2 separate regions of the Homo sapiens genome follow, and region 1 is linked to region 2. Evidence: chromatin loops called from intact Hi-C (ENCODE). Cell type or tissue: GM12878. All regions are shown on one strand. Each heading gives the region's core, and the rest is flanking DNA. Links, peaks and the distances in the headings are about the cores only. Region 1 overlaps ATP10D (ATPase phospholipid transporting 10D (putative)). Region 2 has its middle 31 kb from the start of NIPAL1.

The links. Peaks named below come from ENCODE experiments on the same cell type or tissue, not always from the same donor. Only the 100,000 strongest peaks of a DNase experiment are listed, where the experiment ranks them.
Region 1: a loop joins it to region 2, with 3 times the contacts of the local background. A loop is called at or near these places in 1 of 110 quality-filtered maps.

The regions. Positions count from the first base shown.
Region 1 is chr4:47,506,132-47,514,884 of GRCh38, forward strand. It overlaps ATP10D (ATPase phospholipid transporting 10D (putative)), which reads left to right. Exons shown (of 23, transcript NM_020453.4): 2 at 6,373-6,699. The coding sequence starts at 6,410. Among named protein-coding and RNA genes, the nearest start is that of ATP10D, 25 kb to the left of the region's middle. In GM12878, for the core only: a CTCF peak has its summit at 2,988; a DNase peak (open chromatin) is centred at 4,540; H3K4me3 peaks cover 534 bases; H3K27ac peaks cover 1,034 bases.
Region 2 is chr4:48,043,593-48,052,546 of GRCh38, forward strand. No RefSeq gene overlaps it. Among named protein-coding and RNA genes, the nearest start is that of NIPAL1, 31 kb to the left of the region's middle. RefSeq lists an enhancer at 4,041-4,240. In GM12878, for the core only: no CTCF peak of the experiment used is centred there; a DNase peak (open chromatin) is centred at 3,909; H3K4me3 peaks cover 852 bases; H3K27ac peaks cover 2,968 bases.

The sequences.
Region 1 (8,753 bases), core at 1-5,000, 540 kb before region 2:
ATACTATAATTAGAAATAATGTAATTTTACATGAGAATATTTGATTATTTAAAATTTTATATATTAATCGCATTATATAGTTGGAGCCAATGATTGGACATGTTGAGAAAATTTTAAAACATTCTTTGAACTTTACTTTTTTCTCTGAAAAATGAAATGAAATTCCACATCAAGTGAAAACTAAATTAAATGGCATGTGGAAGTATTTTGTAAACAGTAATTATTATTAAAGTGTTAGTACTTACCAAGCAATGCTTGATTTATGTTTCTTCAATTCTGATCTTAGCTGATTTCATACCTAAAATTGAAAGCTTGTAGATTTTAGAACTTTAATTACAGGTTTTATAATCTGTGAGTAAATGAAATATTGGATGGGAAAATTAATATCTAGCATCATGCAGGCCTGCTTTACAGAAGCACTAGAGTATTCCAGAGTATTACATAAAAGTAATACATTTTCCTTCCAAAACTTTAACTTAATTTTTTAAGATTGTAAATCAATACCTCTAAGGACAGCAGATTACTGAGGATAGTAGAGTATCTAGATCTAAAACATTCTTTCTTGGGTTATGTGATCATCATTGAACTTCAAGCACCTGGTTGTCTATGTGGTTTTACAAAGTTTGTTTTTGTTAATTCTCAAGACAGGGTTCCTATGGTTGGCAGAGCATCAGGTCAAAAAAACATGAGACCAGTTGGTTTATTAGCAGAAAACTCTGAAAAATTATCTCTTTGAGGAATGAGCTAAATCTTAGAATTATGAATGATGTTTCTAAAAATGCTGCCCATCATGTTCTTTATTAGAGCTTTTGTCTACTAGATTGCTGGACTTTCTCTTAGTAACAGTTGAGAAGAGAATATTGCTATCCTCAGTTAGTTAGTTGCCTAGAAGCCTCCCCCATTAAATGAAGAGCAGACTTACTAAAGCAGAGTGTGACCAGGTGGTGCAGTATGAGGTGCAGTTTAAGAAATTAAACATAGATGAATAATTGATACAGTTGTTAGTATCAATACTGTGCACACAAATTCTCAGCTAATATTTATGAATAAATATTATAGAGAGAACACTTTGTAAAAAGTCACAATGGTAGTTAACCCTTACTTAGGACTTACTATGGGTCAAACAAGTGCTAAGTGCTTTTTATATATTAACTCATTGAATCCTCATAGCAACCCTTTGAGCAAGTAAAGCTGGCAAATTGGGGTGCCAGAAATTGACATTGGCCTCTGGCTCCAGAACCTGTGCTCTTTATCACTCTATGCTGCTTACAGGTTTTAGAAATACACTAGAAGAGAAAATAATGCCCTCTTGAAAGAGTCTTTCAGGCCTGGAGAAGCAGATTCCTGCTCTTAATAAAGGTGAATGATACAATCACAAGCTAAAAGTGAATGCTTCTGTTTTCTCAAAATTAGATCTTACACTCCTACTTCTAATGGCAGAAAAGCCAGATTGAGCCATGCAAAAGGAAATGGGATGTCTTTATGTTCTTTTCTATAAAATTCAGTGATCAACAGACATTTATATATCATCTAACTTTGGCCAAGCACTGGACAGATGCATAGAGAGGAATTAGGTATGTTCCCGACTTTGAAGAATAAAGCCATCTGTAACACACTATGGCAAGTGCATATGAGCCATGCTCAGGGTTCTAATGGGAGCAGAGCAGAGAACACCTTATGGTGTCTGTTGTGTGGATCCCTCCCAATCTCCCTCATTCCGTGGTCAAGCTAAAACAGTCTCAAGGATGAATAGAGGCTGGTGTGGTGAGTGGGTGATATGGTTAACCAGCCCTCCAGAAAGAGAGGGCAGCATTTGGAGAGGTGCAAAGTGTACACTATGCTTTGCAACCTCCTTAACTCATTGGGAGTACTAACTAAATTACATATTCATAGACCCCATTCCAGATCCTCTAAATCAGAATCTCCAGGGGAGAGGCTTTGGAGACTGTGACTAACAGGGGCCCCAAGTGATTCTTATCAGGGGGTCTTGGGCAACAGAGGACAAGTGGAATACAGTTCGTTCATGAACATTGTTGGGATGAGTTTTGGAGAGAATGGTGAAGAATGAGATTAGGTAGTATGAAGGTCACTTTATGTCATGCCTGTCTTTTTGATTGTTCGGTTTTCTGTTTGTATCCTACCTAATGCTGCTACTTCTCAGGCATTAATAGGTACATTGAACTGAGCATTTACTTGGACAACTTTAAATTGAAAGCTTTGGACCTAAGCCCAATGTATAAGATTCCCACCCTTGACTTATCTGTGGCTTGAGAAACACTTAAACAGGAGAGTGGGGAAGAGGATGAGCATTGTTTATTTATAGCATGTCCCTTGACTATTAATCGTGTTTCATTTTATTTGTTAGAAGACTGAGTAGCTACTAAGTAGTACAGCTAATATTTGAGCCTGGACTTACAGAGTAGAAGAAATGTGATTTGTCAAAAAGTGGTGAGCAAAGTGCTCATTCCTTCATTTAAAACGGGTGAACTGCAAAATGCAGGGTTGGAGTCAAGGTCCATAGTAACCTCTGTTACCATATGAAGATGTGTGCCCACCATTCCCTTGATTCTTTTAAGAAAAACCAATTATCAATATTTTATGTGAATTTATCTCTATTTTAAAATCTTGCTTTTATATGTGTGTGTGTATACATGTATTTATGTTTATAAAACAAAACCATGTGCTTGCCGACACTCTGATACAAAATAAGTCATTGGGTAGAATTTTGCTGTAGGACTAATGGTTTGTGACCACTGTGTTAAATCATCTCTGAAGTCTAAGCCTTAAGATATTATGATTTGTGATAACGCTTGATGAGGTATGACTTACTGATTTGCTTTCCTATCATATCTTAAAGAAATTTTCCTCAATATTTATGTGGAGCTTTATTAATAACAGAGGCTTCTCCAAGTACTAACATACTTTTAACTTTGTTGGAAGTGACAGAGAAAGAGTGAAAGGCTCTTTCCTGACTACTGTGGGCACAGTGCTGCCCTCCCCTGAGCCTTCTTGTCCAACTGCTGTCTTTCAGTAATTTTCTACCATAAGATTCTGTTTTCTTCTTCTTTTTTAAATCTGATATTTTCAAACATTGAAAATATTATTTCTTTTTATTCGTTTACAAAAACATCCACTGAAATAAAATAATTTAAAAGATCTTTATAAATATTTTATCTTTAGCTCTCTGTAGAACAAATACCTATTTCTATAGGAAAAGCTTTCTGTGTATAACATTATTGACTGAGGGAGAAAGGGTTGTAAGGGGAAAATTTTGTTTTAAAAACTTTTGAATTGACAAATACAAATTGTATGTATTTATGGTGAAGAATGTGATGTTTTGATATGTGGATGTATTGTGGAATGGCTAGCTCAAGGTAATTAACATATGTATTACCTCACATACTTTTTATTGTGGTGAGAACACTTTAGGTCTACTCTCTTAACAATTTTCAAGTGTACAACATATTGTTACTGTATTAACCATAGTCATCGTAATATACAATAGATCTCTTCAACTTATTACTCCTTTGTAGCTGAAATTTTGTATTCTGTAATAGTCTGTTTTCTGCATTTGGGGTTGTGGATCTATTTAGGAACATGGATCTATCCATTTCCATGTATAATTTCAGCTTTGTGTGAAGCCACACACTATCAGTATCTTTTTACCAACATGTACACTAACATTAGTGGATCTTGAAACTAATTCAATGCATCCTAACTAGTACTAATATGAGAGAGAGAAGAAAGAAGATCCCTGTATGCATTGCAGGTGGTAAGGGTAAGAAATATTTCATAGAACTTTTGTTTCAGGGGTGTGTGTGTGTGTGTGTGTGTGTGTGTGTGTGTGTGTGTAAATTCTACTTTGCATCATAGAATGTATTTCTTACTGGGAGAGCAGTTAACGCATTTCAAAAGCCTCTGATCTAGGATGACTAAATAGATCCTTGGTCATTCCTGCCTAGTATAAGAGTTTAAATTTTAAACTAGCAATTTGAAAGGATTTTCATCATATGTTAATTACCTCCAAGCCTAGGCTTTTCTCCTCAGTCATTTCAAAGCACTTCTCTGTCTAGCTTAAATCTGTCCTCTGATCCAAGGGTCACTTTTCAGGAGAATGACAGTGCTGAAGAGAGAGTTCTTACAAAATGATGAGCTGCCCAGCCTTGGAGAGTAGGAGAGAGACTCTTGTAGGCTCTAGAAGGGGGCCATGGAGGGCAGTGAGCCAGCCCTAATTCTATCTTCACCAAAATTCCTTGAAAATGAAAAGAAGGAATAAAGGAGAAAGGCAATGTGGGAGTAAATAGAGAATCTCATGTACATTTAAAGATATTGAAAAGTCCTAAAGAGAAGGAGACCTAGAAATACTTTTGCAATGAAATGTTTTGCAGTCGTTATGGGCTTGTTTCTTAGGAACTGAGTGACTTGGGGAAAGATGTAGTTCTTGTCTGGGTTGTGGAATAAAAAGCTGATTGTTTCTGTGAACCAGTAAGTATGTTTGCTAGCGTGAGGTTATTAGTCAGACACACCACAAATTAGCAGAAGTTAACACCTCCTGTATTTGTTTCATGTTTGTTTAGTTAGTCCTGTTTGGACTCTCAAGAAATTGTATTTCAGAATTTAAAAAGGGAAGTGAGATTTAGATTGTTGTATGAGATTGTGGACACTAGAGGGATAAACATTCTTATGTCTTAGTAAGAATTTAATGGCAAGTGAATGCTTCCTTTTAAAGTTTCCAGAAATAAATCAAATTGTGCTGATTTCAACCTTTTAAAAAAAGTCACATTTGTCATAATGGTAACCTAATGTGCATTATGTGAAACTAATGAAAAGCACTTAGTATTTATGTTCAGTATTTTCTGTTATCTATTGATTCACTTATAAAGCACTATCTTATGTTCTTATTCTGGGGGAGAGTTCTAGATATGTTATGAACTACATTAATAACTCAAGCTGCCATTGTGAGCAGCCAGTTAAAAGAACCAAGCCACTTTTGTATGCTTGGTGAAGTAAAAACCAGCTTTTCAAATATACTTCGGAGGCAGACTTTTAAAAAATTATATTGAAGAGATAGTAAATGTTATTTTGGCCAGTCAATCTTCATTGATTTAGTTATCTATAAATAAATATTTTAGAGGCCAAAATCCAAAAGAACTGTTTTTTTTTCTTGTTCCTATTATTAGTATAAAACCGATGAGGCTGACATGAATATTTTCTCTCATGATAAGACGGGCTATCTATTGTGGGTCCAATATCCAGGCACAACTACATATACTCAGAGGCTGTTGTTCTTCCCATCAAAAGTGATTGTCTGCCTGTAATCCCAGCTATTCAGGAGGCTGAGGCATGAGAATTGCTTGAACCCCTTTCTTTCCTATTTTTGTTTTGATTAACAAACTCACATTTTGTTTTGATTAACAAACTCCAGGTAGGGCTGCATTTCTTGGAAAATAAGGAAACCTTAGAAATAAGGAAAATAAGGGAATATGTTATCAGTTTGATTTTGTTTTGTAGCAAAGCACCCCAAAACTTAATGACATAACATTTATTGATTCATAATTTGATGGGTGGGCAAGTCGGGCTGAGCTCAGCTGAGACATCTTTATTCTAATTTGTGCCTTCTGGGCACACTCGCTTGTTAGTGGTCAGTTGGCAGTCAGTGGTGTTATTTATGTATTTATAGAGGCTATGGTGGTAAATGGGGCAACTGAGGCATGTGGTGTGGGCTACAGTGGTTCCTAGAACAGTGAGAGAGAATAAGCTCCAGTGAACAAGCACTTTTCAAGCCTCTATTTGCTGTCTTGTTTACTAGTGTTACATTAGCTGAAGCAAGGCACATGGCCAAGCCCAGACACCACAGGTAGAGAAAGACTCTACCTCTTGATTGGCAGAGAGTTATGCTTGCAGAGATAGGAAGAATTTGTGGGCATTTTTGTAATCCACATAGAATGGGTTTTTTTGATGTCCTATGATTTATCAGACTTTATGCTATGTGACTTACCTGTTATTCATTTAGTCCTCAAAACAATTTCCTGACATGCCTGGCATTATGCCCATTGCAAAGATGATAAAACTGATGATCAGAGAAGTTAAGAGACTTGCACAAATTAAGCCCAAATTGTTTGCTTCAAGTTATGGAATGGCCTTTTAGGTGCTGTCTCTTGTTAAGCAACATGATCAGATGCTTAGCCCATGAGGCAGAAGATGTATGCTTTATTTGGTTAAAATGGAGTTCTAAAGACTACTTTTACTTTCTCCCTTACATGTTGAACCATTGGGTCATATATTTATTTGGTATAGAAAAAATATTAAAATTTCACTATCTTTGAGACGTTTCAGAAGCTCATGGAAGTGTGGTTTTTGTTTGTTTGCCAGGTCAGCTACACAACCTGGATCTTACCACAGTTTGGATATGACTGAGGCTCTCCAATGGGCCAGATATCACTGGCGACGGCTGATCAGAGGTGCAACCAGGGATGATGATTCAGGGCCATACAACTATTCCTCGTTGCTCGCCTGTGGGCGCAAGTCCTCTCAGACCCCTAAACTGTCAGGAAGGCACCGGATTGTTGTTCCCCACATCCAGCCCTTCAAGGATGAGTATGAGAAGTTCTCCGGAGCCTATGTGAACAATCGAATACGAACAACAAAGTACACACTTCTGAATTTTGTGCCAAGAAATTTATTTGAACAATTTCACAGGTACTGTTTTATTTTTGAAGAAAACCTTAGAATATCATTCTAGTTGATATATAACATATTTTTCATTTTCATAACCCTGTATATTACTTAAACCTAAGACATGTGACATCATCCTTGACAATTTTGATACAAATCTGTTGTGGAATGATGACTCCTCCCATTCACGTAGCACTTTCCAATTGGAAAGGTGTTTTCTCTTTACCAGAAAAGATATTGTAATTCACATATTATAGGTTAGGAAATGACTTGACTGTGGTTTAGCCAATGTCATGCCAATGTCAAGTAGCAGACCAGGGGCTGCCTCTGGGGGTCTTCTTACTCTTGCTTTAGTGTTCTTTCCATGAAACCACGCGCATTTTAATTTCAAATTTTTCTTACTGATAATAGGAGGAAATAGAGCTCTGAAGCCAGTGCAGATGTCAGATGTTTAGGTGAAACAGTGACCTAATTCAACTTAATATCTCATTCATGGACAATCTCCTGTGAGTTTAGGCACTGAAGGAAATGGAAGTGTGAGTGCCACTCCTCTCCTTGTGGAGTTTGCAGTTGTGCTAGGGAAACACAATATATACATATATAAAACAAAAAGACATAGGGAATGCAATGAGTGTTATAAAGGGCTGTCAAATAGAATGAAAGCCTCAAAAAGAGAAATAATAATGGTAACTGGAGCAATAGAAGGGGAAGTGACATTTGACTTAATAACAGAGGGTGGGTGAGATATTCAAAGCAGAGGTGTGAGCAAAGCATATTTCAGATGGAGGAAGGAGTATGAATAATGGCATAAAGGCAGTAGCATAAAAGGCTTGCTTGAAGCCTGGGAAATAGTGTTCTCTGACTTACATGTAACATCTGTGCTGAGGAGCAACAGGAAGTAAAGTCAGAAAGATAGATGTGACCCAGGAAAGAGGTCTTGCTATCAGGATAAAGAGTTGAGGGCCAAGTCTGCAGGCACAATTACCATGCTTACGTCAGTATTTCACTATGGAAGCAGTGTGGTGGGTAGATGAAAAGACTTAGAGATGATGGCAGAGAAAACATTTAGGAAGACATTGTATATATCCCAGTGAATTGTAATGGAGACCTGACCTTGGAACAATGTGGGAATGAAAAGAAGGGTGATCTCTTACAGATACTGTGGATTTAGTGTAAGACATTCAGTGAAAGGAGTAAAAAAGATGATGTGAACATGTTGAGCTGTGATGACCAGAAGTACTAACAGAAAAATGAAAAACAAGAGTAAAAAGAACCTTGGCTGGAAGAGTATTTTGTTTTTGTAAATGTATTCAAGACGCCAATGCAAGTAAAGAGATTCTCCATATTCTTTAGTCATTCCACATACATTCATTCTCATCATTCATTCTATATATGTTCCATATGCATTTATTAAATAGTGGCTATGTTTAAAGGACAGATTTGAATTTGTTGAATTAATGGCTATGTAGCCCTATGTGTGTTTCATTCTTTTATGGAGTTTGGAATCTAGTGTACCCAATGGAATAAAAACCTGAAACAGAGTTCAAGGTTAGAGCTATAGGTTTAGATGTGGTCCACCTGGAAAGAATTGAAGCCACAGAGTAGCAGAAAGGGTTAAGAAAGAAATTTTCAGAGTAAAAAGATTTGGAGGTGACAAAAAAGAAGTATATATAGATTATTCTTTTGAGAAGTTTCATGGTCAATGGAAAAATATGTTATCAAAATGTAATGGCAGGATTAAGATTTTGTTTCTCCTTTAAGGAAAAGGGTGTCTTGAACTTACCATATGGCCCAAAATTAGGGACCCATGGAGAAGTATTTGAATATATAAAGTAGAAGAATGGAAGAAGTTCCTGAAGAAGGTGGTTCTGAATAGCATAAAAGAAGAAATAGAAGAGTTAGTCACAAGAGAAAAGAAATAGGCTTTTCTACTCAATTTTGAGGCTTGTTTAAATCTAATGTTTGGATGTACAAAAGGCTAGAGGGTTGATCTTTATTTTGTTAATTAATTTTTATACCACATGAACTCTGAATTTCTTCTAAATTTTTATGAACTTTTAAAAAGAAAATAGTATTTT
Region 2 (8,954 bases), core at 1,742-6,741:
GTACTATTGAAATCAAGTAAGGAGAAGCCACAAGCTCCCTGATGGGTTTCTGGCTCTCTGTTACATAGCGTTGTATTCCCTGTGCTCTACTTAGCTTTGATCCATAGCTATTCTGGTGGCTGACACAACTGCTTTTAACCCTTGTCCATCAGTGAACTAGCAGGGAAACTAGCTAAAACATGTGAAGTTAACCAGCGATAGCCTGTTGAAAAGCTGTTAGTCATCAGCATTGAGGGGAATCTTTCTCCCTGTGATCCACTTTTTAATAAACCTCACAAGAAGCCTCAACCCAGAGTAAACATTTGTACATAAAGTATTTTATCTAATCTAATGTTTTTGGCCCTGGCTATACATTTACCTTCACCTGCAGAGGGTTTTAAAATCTACTTTAAAATTACCTATTCCTGTTGGGGCGGTGGCTCATGCCTATAATCTCAGCACTTTGGGAGATCTACTCAGGCAGATCACCTGAGGTCAGGAGTTCGAGACCAGCCTGGCCAACATGGCGAAACCCTGTCTCTACTAAAAATACAAAAATTAGCCGGGCATAGTGGCAGGCGCCTTTAATCCCAGCTACTTGGGAGGCTGAGGCAGGAGAATCACTTGAACCCGGGAGGCAGAGGTTGCAGTGAGCCAAGATTGCACCACTGCACTCCAGCCTGGGTGACAGAGTGAGACTCTGTCTCAAGCAAACAAACAAATTAATTAATTAACTTACCTATTCCTTAGGTCTGTCTGATTCATGCCTGGGCCCCACCTCAGACCAATTAAATAGAACATCTGAGGGTAGGATCAAGATAACAATATTTGTTAAAATCTCCCCAGATGATTTGAATATGCAACTAGGGTTGAAAACCACAGATCTAATCTAAGACCTCGCCTATTAGAAGTCACATCCCAATTTCAGAGTTCCTTTCAAAAAAAGTGCTGAAATAATGATATACACATTCTGTGGTTGTGGTTGTTCTCAATTTCTTAGATTTTGACCATCTCTGAAATAAGGTACATAATCTGCTCCCACCCTCCCCCAACAATGATAGTTATACTTTCTTGAAAAACATAGCGAATTCAACAATGTTATTAATAACATACCTAAGATATTTACATGAAAATTGACATAGAATATCTTTACGTTAGTCAGCTTGAGCTGCCATTAACACAATACCATAAACTAGGTAGCTTAAACAACAGAAATTTCCCACAGCACTGGGGGCTAGAAGTCCAAGATTAGGCACCTGCAAGTTTCCGTTCTGGTGAGGCTCTCTTCTTGGCTTGCAGATAGCCGCCTTATTGCTGTGGGGGAGCTGGGAAGGAGACTAGAGCAAGCTCTCTGGCATCTTTTTTTTTTTTTTTTTTTGAGACGGAGTCTCACTCTGTCGCCAGGCCAGAGTGCAGTGGCGTGATCTCAGCTCACTGCAACCTCCACCTCCTGGGTTCAAGCAATTCTCCTGCCTCAGCCTCCTGAGTAGCTGGGACTACAGGCTTGCGCCATCACACCCAGCTAATTTTTGTACATTTAGTAGAGATGGGGTTTCACCACGTTGGCTAGGTTGGTCTCAGTCTCTTGACCTCATGATCCACCCACCTCGGCCTCCCAAAGTACTGGGATTACAGGTGTGAGACACTGTGCACAGCCTCTGACATCTCTTCTTATCAGGGCACTAATCCCATCAAGAAGTTTCCACCCTCAGGACCTCATCTGATCCTAATCACCTCCCAAAGGCCCCATCTTAAATACCATCGAATTAGAGCTTAGGATCTCAATATAATGGATTTGGTTGGGTGAAACAAGGGACACATTCAGTCCATAACATTTTTACTGCAAGCAATTCAACTAATTCAAATAAATAAGTACATATTAGCTAAGACTTATCAAGTACTGAGACTGTTCTAAGTATCTCATACACACAATCTTATTTAATTCTAACAACTCTGTGAAATATGGGTTATCATGCCCATTTTACAGAAGAGGAGGCACAAGTTGGTGAAGAGCTTAGGAAGCTAGGAAGCAGCAAAGCTGCATTTGAGTGCTGTCCTTGGCATCCACAATAGCCATTCCTATTAGAGTCATCAGTATAATTAAGGGCTTGATAAAGATTTCTAAGTGGAATTGGATAGCCCACTAGCTGCCATCAGAAGAGTCAGCAGAAATGCAACATTTAGGAATAAGACTTAAGTCCTATTTCTTAAGACTTAAATAAAGCACTCTGATTTCTGGGGTGCTTGGTTTTAAAACCACCAATGCCTTGTCTCATATAACAAGTCTGGAAGTGGGCAACTCAGAATCAGTGCAGCATCTGAAGATCACTAGGAGGGACCAGGCTTCTATTTTTCTACTTCATAGGTGGAGCTGCCAGATTTAGCAAATAAAAACACAGGTTAGGACATCCAGTTAAACCTGAATTTCAGATAAAGAATGGAAAAAATTTAGTATAAGCATGTCCCATAAAATATTTGTAACATAGTTATGGTAATAAAGAGTCTGACTTTGTTTTCCATATTTGCTGACAACTTGCAAGCCCCAGCACACCCCTGCCCCTTCTTCCCTACACCTGGACAAGACGATAAGAAAGTCAAAGTAATTCCCTTCCTCCGTGCCAGCTGGAAGTTCAAACCACACCGGCCTCAGCCCTTTCATAAAACCCCAAGGCAGCCTGCCCTCCCCACTTGCTCAACCTATTTTCAGACCTGCTTGGGAGCCTGCCCTGTGCTCCTCAGAAAGCCTCATTATTTGAGTCATAAACCTTTTCATATCCTCTTGGGGTATGGCATCAATAATCCCAATCTTTGAACCAAATTTGGGGTAAGGGGTTCATCCATTTCTGGGGTTGATGACAATATAGAGGGTGACCACAACACATACACTAAAAAATGATTCATTATTTATCTGAAATTCAAATTTACCAGTTGTCTCATATTTTATTTGGCAACCCTGTCTCCAGGACTTCATCTTCATGCCCGTTTCCTCAGAGTCACAGATGGGTGCTCTACTTCCAGGTCCCAAAGCCATATTCCAAGCAGGAAGACACAAAAAATTTTTTCCTTCTATTAAGACCTGGGCTTTGTATTTGGGAAAGGAAGTCCTCCCCAGGCACTTCTAGCTATATCTCACTACATGGAACTTTCTCATGTGGTATGCTTGCTATGAGAGGGCCCTCAAAATTGAGTATTTTAGCCTTCCAAAACATGAAGAATAGAGAGTTGTAGGTGACTTTTGGAATATAAACCCAGTGTCCACTGGGAAGCTGTCTGTTGCCATATATTATGGGTATAATCCTTTTGAAAGTCTTCTATTTACCCGCAAGCTAGTTTTCCTCTTCCTGAAATCCTGTTAGTTAAGGGAGTTGGGGGACAAATGCCACCCTGGGAAGAATGATATGGTCCAAGGACCAGCACCTGTGTCATTATCTGAGAGCTTGTTATAAATTCAAAATCTAAAGCTCCACCACAGACCTCCTGAATCAGAATCTACATTTTAACCAGGTCCCCAGGTGACTGTATGTATTAGTGCATTAAAGTTTGAGAAGAACTGGCTTAGAAGGACCCTAGTTTTCACATTTGCCATTGGAATAGCCCAAGGACCCTTTAAAAATACCAATGACTTCCCTAGATATTTTGATTCAATTGGCCTGGGGTGCAGCCTGGGCATCAGGATTTTTTAAAGCTCCCACAAGATTTTAATAGGCAGGGACGTTTAATAACAACTGCCCTAGAACAGCGACGCTCAACCCTGGCTGCCCATTGGAATCACTTGGGGTGCTTGGTTTTAAAACTACCAATGCCTGGGTCCCCCAAGAGCAGTTAAATCAGAACTGGGGAGATGAAGGAGGATGAGAAGGTAAGACACGGGCAATGGTATTTTTGAAAAGCTGTCAGATCATTCTAGTGTGTGAAAACCACACCAGGAAGAGGAAGTGAAACACTCACATTCTCCAGCCCAGTGGTTTGCGGGCAGAAGAGGGAGAGTGATATTAGAGGGGTTAAAGATACTGCAGGGGCAGGAGGGCCAGGTAGAGGGTACTGGCAAGGGCAGGGAGGCTTGCATTCTGCCTTGTGTTCAGATTCCTGGAGGGAATTGCCCCACGAACTGTCTGGAAAGCAGCCATGGACAAACTCTGCAGCACAGCATGATTAAGCAGGGGAGTGAGGGTAGAGGCAGGAGTGCAAAATTGTAAAGTTTTAGCTTTTTGAGCTATTCTCAGTCCCTGTGTGGTATGGACAGGACCCAGAAGCTCCCACATGTGCTCAAGATGGTCCTCTGGAAGCAGCTGAGTTGAATCATTTCCCAAAGAAATGACATGGCACTCACCCTTCAAGAGCAAGGTGACCTGCAGCCCAGGCTGAGGGGCCAATGAAGACTGTGGCAGAGTCTAAACTTACACCATAAGCCTGCAGTGCCAGCAAGAGCTGGGGTGAGGTCAAATCAGCCAGGGAGAACTCCTGTGCCCTAGCCAAGTCAGGAAAGACCAGTCCACACCAGTCACCAGCTCCACCTGCAAAAGCTAGCTGGATAAGCAGCAACTAGGATGATAAGAAATGTTGTGGAGATCAGAGGTGCCAAGAGACACTGCTCCAATACAAACAGCCCTTCCCCTTCACTTCACCGCTGTGAGGTCACCTTGCCAGGGCTGAGAGTCACAGTCTGCATTGGAAGGGCTACTAATTGCTAGCTGTTAGCATCCACTCCAGTGGGTCTGTGTCTGTGTCAAATCAGTTAATTATGTTGAATGTCACTCCTAGATAAAGTTCCCCCTTTCCCTGCTCTACTCAGATGCTGTGTTGGGCAGAAACAGAAAAGGAGAAGCAAGACCTGAGAGCCTATCCATTTTACTGAATGAGAATATTTTCATCATTGCACTAAGCTAAAGTTATAGGGTTAAAATCAATCAAGTTTCGCCAGCCCTACCCAGCCAGTAGGGACACATGAGGAAATCTACAGAAGTTACAGGCAAAATAAAAGAGCTACAGCTTGTCTGTACATCTAACAGTAGTGTGAGGAAACTTCCATTCCTGCTGTAGACGTAAGGATAATCTGCTTCTTCTATGAAGTATTCTTCTTCTTCTTCTTCTTCTTCTTATTATTATTATTTGAGATGGAGTCTCGCTCTTTCACCCAGGCTGGAGTGAAGTGGCATGATCTAGGCTCACTGCAGCCCCCGCCCCTCAGGTTCAAGTGATTCTCCTGCCTCAGCCTCCTGAGTAGCTGGGATTGCAGGCGCCTGCCACCACGCCTGGTTAATTTTTGTATTTTTAGTAGTGATGGGGTTTCACCACGTTGGCCAGGCTGGTCTTGAACTCCTGACCTCAGGTGATCCACCCGCCTTGGCCTCCCAAAGTGCTAGGATTGCAGGTATGAGCCACCGCGCCCAGCCCAAAGTATTTATCTGTTTATAAAATATGGATTTGTATTTCTCCATAGATGTATTCAGGTGTCTTTTTTTTCTATCAATCTGATATTAGTCCCTAACATAGTGTATTTTTCTTTGTCTATTTAAACAGAGAAAGGGAGATACAGAAAGTTGTGTGTAAACCCAAATTGTTCTGAAAAAAGTAAGATCTATACCAAAAAGAAGAAGGACAATGACCAGCTGAGGTTGTCACGTGGAACTAGATGAAAAAACAGCCCATTGCTCTATAGAAATGCAATGGGTTGGCCCAGAATCCCGAGAGGAGGCTGCCTACCAGATTGGATCTCACATCTCTGGAAAATGAAGCTTCTGGGTGATCCCACTACTTTTATTTAACTGGGTCATGCCATTAATACTTACTTAGCTCAGCTCTATGCCAGGCCCTGTCCTAGGACCTAGAGATGCAACAGTGAATGCAACAGACAAAAATACCTGCCCTCACAAATGTTACAGTTGAAAGAGAGTGGGGATAAAAGACAGACAGTAGACCAAAGAAATAGGTAAAAAAAAAATGTGTATGATTTGTTATATAATGTTAAGAGCTATAGAGAACAATGATACAGAGAAGGGAGACAGGGAATGCCCACGTGGGGTTGCGATTTTAATCGGAGGTGGTCAGAGAAAGCTTCAAGGAGAGGGCGACAGTTGAGCAACGACCTGGAGGAGATGGGGAAGTGAGACATGTATCCAGAAACATTGCCAGCAAAGGGAACAGCAGCAGGTGCAAAGGCCCTGAGATGAAAGGGACTGGCTGGCATGTGCAGCGGGCAGCAGGAAGGCCAGGGGCCGCATGGATGAATGGGAGAGTAGCAGGAGGTGAGCTCAGTGAGGTTGTAGATCCAGGTACAGAGAGGAAGCCGAGCACATTGCTCCAATCCAAGCAGATTCTTCAACTTCATCTTCAGCTTTCCCAGACAGCTCCATGAGGTGGAAGCCACCAAATCCACCACTGCTTGCACTCAAGGAAGGTACCTGCATAGGATTGTCAGCTTTTTCTTAAGATTTTCATATATTGTTAAGGCTGTCTAATTTTGAGAAAATTTGCCCCCAGATCACTTCAAAATGTTAAAGTACTAGAGAAAACAGAACCTGGCCAACCGGCACTAAATATTGACAACATTCTCCCAACTTACTCATCATGTTTGAGCTAATTTGCATTAGAAAAACAAAGGTCATAGCTGAAGCATTCCAGTTTGTTACTAGAGAAGATGGTGGGGCCAGGTGCAGTGGGTCACACCTGCAATTCCCACACATTGGGAGGCCAAGGCAGGCAGATCACTTGAGGCCAGGAGTTCGAGACCAGCCTGGCCAACACAGTGAAACCCCCGTCTCTACCAAAAAATACAAAAGTTAGCTGGGTGTGGTGGCACACGCCTATAATCCCAGCTACTCTGGAGGCTGAGGTAGGAGAATCACTTGAACCCAGGAGGCAGAGGTTGCCAAGATCACACCACTGCACTCCAGCCTGGGCAACAGAGTGAGACCTTGTCTGAAAAAAAAAAAAGAAAGAAAGAAAGAAAAAGAAAAGAAAAGAAAAAAAAATAAAGAAGAAAAGAAAAGATAAGATAAGATGATGGACTGCATGGAAAATGGCCAGAAAGCAAGAGGGGAATTGGGAAAAGACGAGCATTTGGTATTTGTTGATTATCATTCCAGCATTTATCACTCCCCTTTCCAGACCCTCTGAATGGCTCTCATTTTCTATTTTCAAGGTAAATGGATTTCAGCTGTGGCTCTTGAGGAAACATGTGCCCAAGTCCAAACCAGTCAAAGCATTCCATATCCCTAGCTACAGAGATTTGTTCCTGGAGGGCGTGTGGATCTGATCCAGTCAGAGAGAACCTCAGGACTCTGGTGGAAATGCTGGGATAGAGACGTTCTCTCCCTCTGGATAGTATAGTATGTCAAGTTAAGGTATGTGACCACAACATCCACTTTTCATCTGGGAGGGGTGGAAGAGGAGGCAGCCTGAGACATGAGAAATGGAGCTGGAAGGATGATAACAGGGTGAATGTCTGTACCCCTGGACTTCACAGTCACAGGGTCTAATGATACCCCTTTTAGCCTTAGAACTGTTAACATTTTGAGCTGGATAATTCTTTGTTGTGGGGGTATGTGCTCTTTGTAGGATGTTTAGCAACATCACTGGTCTCTACTCACTAGATGCCAGTAGCACACCCTGCCTGGTAGTAATAACCAAAAATGCCAGTTCAAATTGGATTTTGTTTTGTCTTGTTTTGAAAGTGGCATGGAGCTACCCTGCCTCCAGAGAGGTATGATTCACCCACTTTGTCTCCCTTCAACTAGCTGGGGTGTGGCTCCAGAGGAAAAGAGAGGCTCAAGTGCCCATCTGAAGATGAACCCCAGGCCAATTGGAGGGGGTGGTTGGAGACAGCTTCTCTCTCTCTGCTGCCAAACATGGGGGCAGTTGAGGCTCTTCACTCATCACGTCTTGGATCCCACCATAGAGGGTTCAAGGCCAGTAGTAAAGGGGACATGCAAACCAGAACCAAGCACCAGTCCCGACAATATGTGGGGTGAAAAAGGCTTGGCTGGATATGCACATCAGGGAATCAGCTTGCTGGACTGGCCAAAATTAAATCCTCATGGGTCGCTTTGTAGCCAACAGTAAGTGGCTGATTGGTTGTGTGTGGCCCAGCATATATCCCTCCAGATTCAGAAATCCTACTGGATACAGAAGAGTTTTGAATCTTTTTTTATGCTACAGATCTCTTTAGAAGTCTAGGGAAGGCTTTATACTCCTTCTTGGAATAATTTTTCTGTTTTTTTTCCTTTTTTTGAGACAGGTTATTGCTCTGTTGCCCCAGCTGGAGTGCTATGGCACAAACAGTTCACTGCAGCCTTGACCTTCTGGGCACAAGTGATCCTCCTATCTCAGCCTCCTGAATAGCTGGGACTACAGACGTGTACCACCATGCCTAGCTGGAATAATGTTTTTTTTTTATTATTATACTTTAAGTTTTAGGGTACATGTGTACATTGTGCAGGTTAGTTACATATGTATACATGTGCCATGCTGGTGCGCTGTACCCACTAACGTGTCATCTAGCATTAGGTATATCTCCCAATGCTATCTCTCCCCCCTCCCCCGACCCCACCACAATCCCCAGAGTGTGATATTCCCCTTCCTGTGTCCATGTGATCTCATTGTTCAATTCCCACCTATGAGTGAGAATATGCGGTGTTTGGTTTTTTGTTCTTGCGATAGTTTACTGAGAATGATGGTTTCCAATCTCATCCATGTCCCTACAAAGGACATGAACTCATCATTTTTTATGGCTGCATAGTATTCCATGGTGTATATGTGCCACATTTTCTTAATCCAGTCTATCATTGTTGGACATTTGGGTTGGTTCCAAGTCTTTGCTATTGTGAATAATGCCGCAATAAACATACGTGTGCATGTGTCTTTATAGCAGCATGATTTATAGTCATTTGGGTATATACCCAGTAATGGGATGGCTGGGTCAAATGGTATTTCTAGTTCTAGATCCCTGAGGAATCGCCACACTGACTTCCACAATG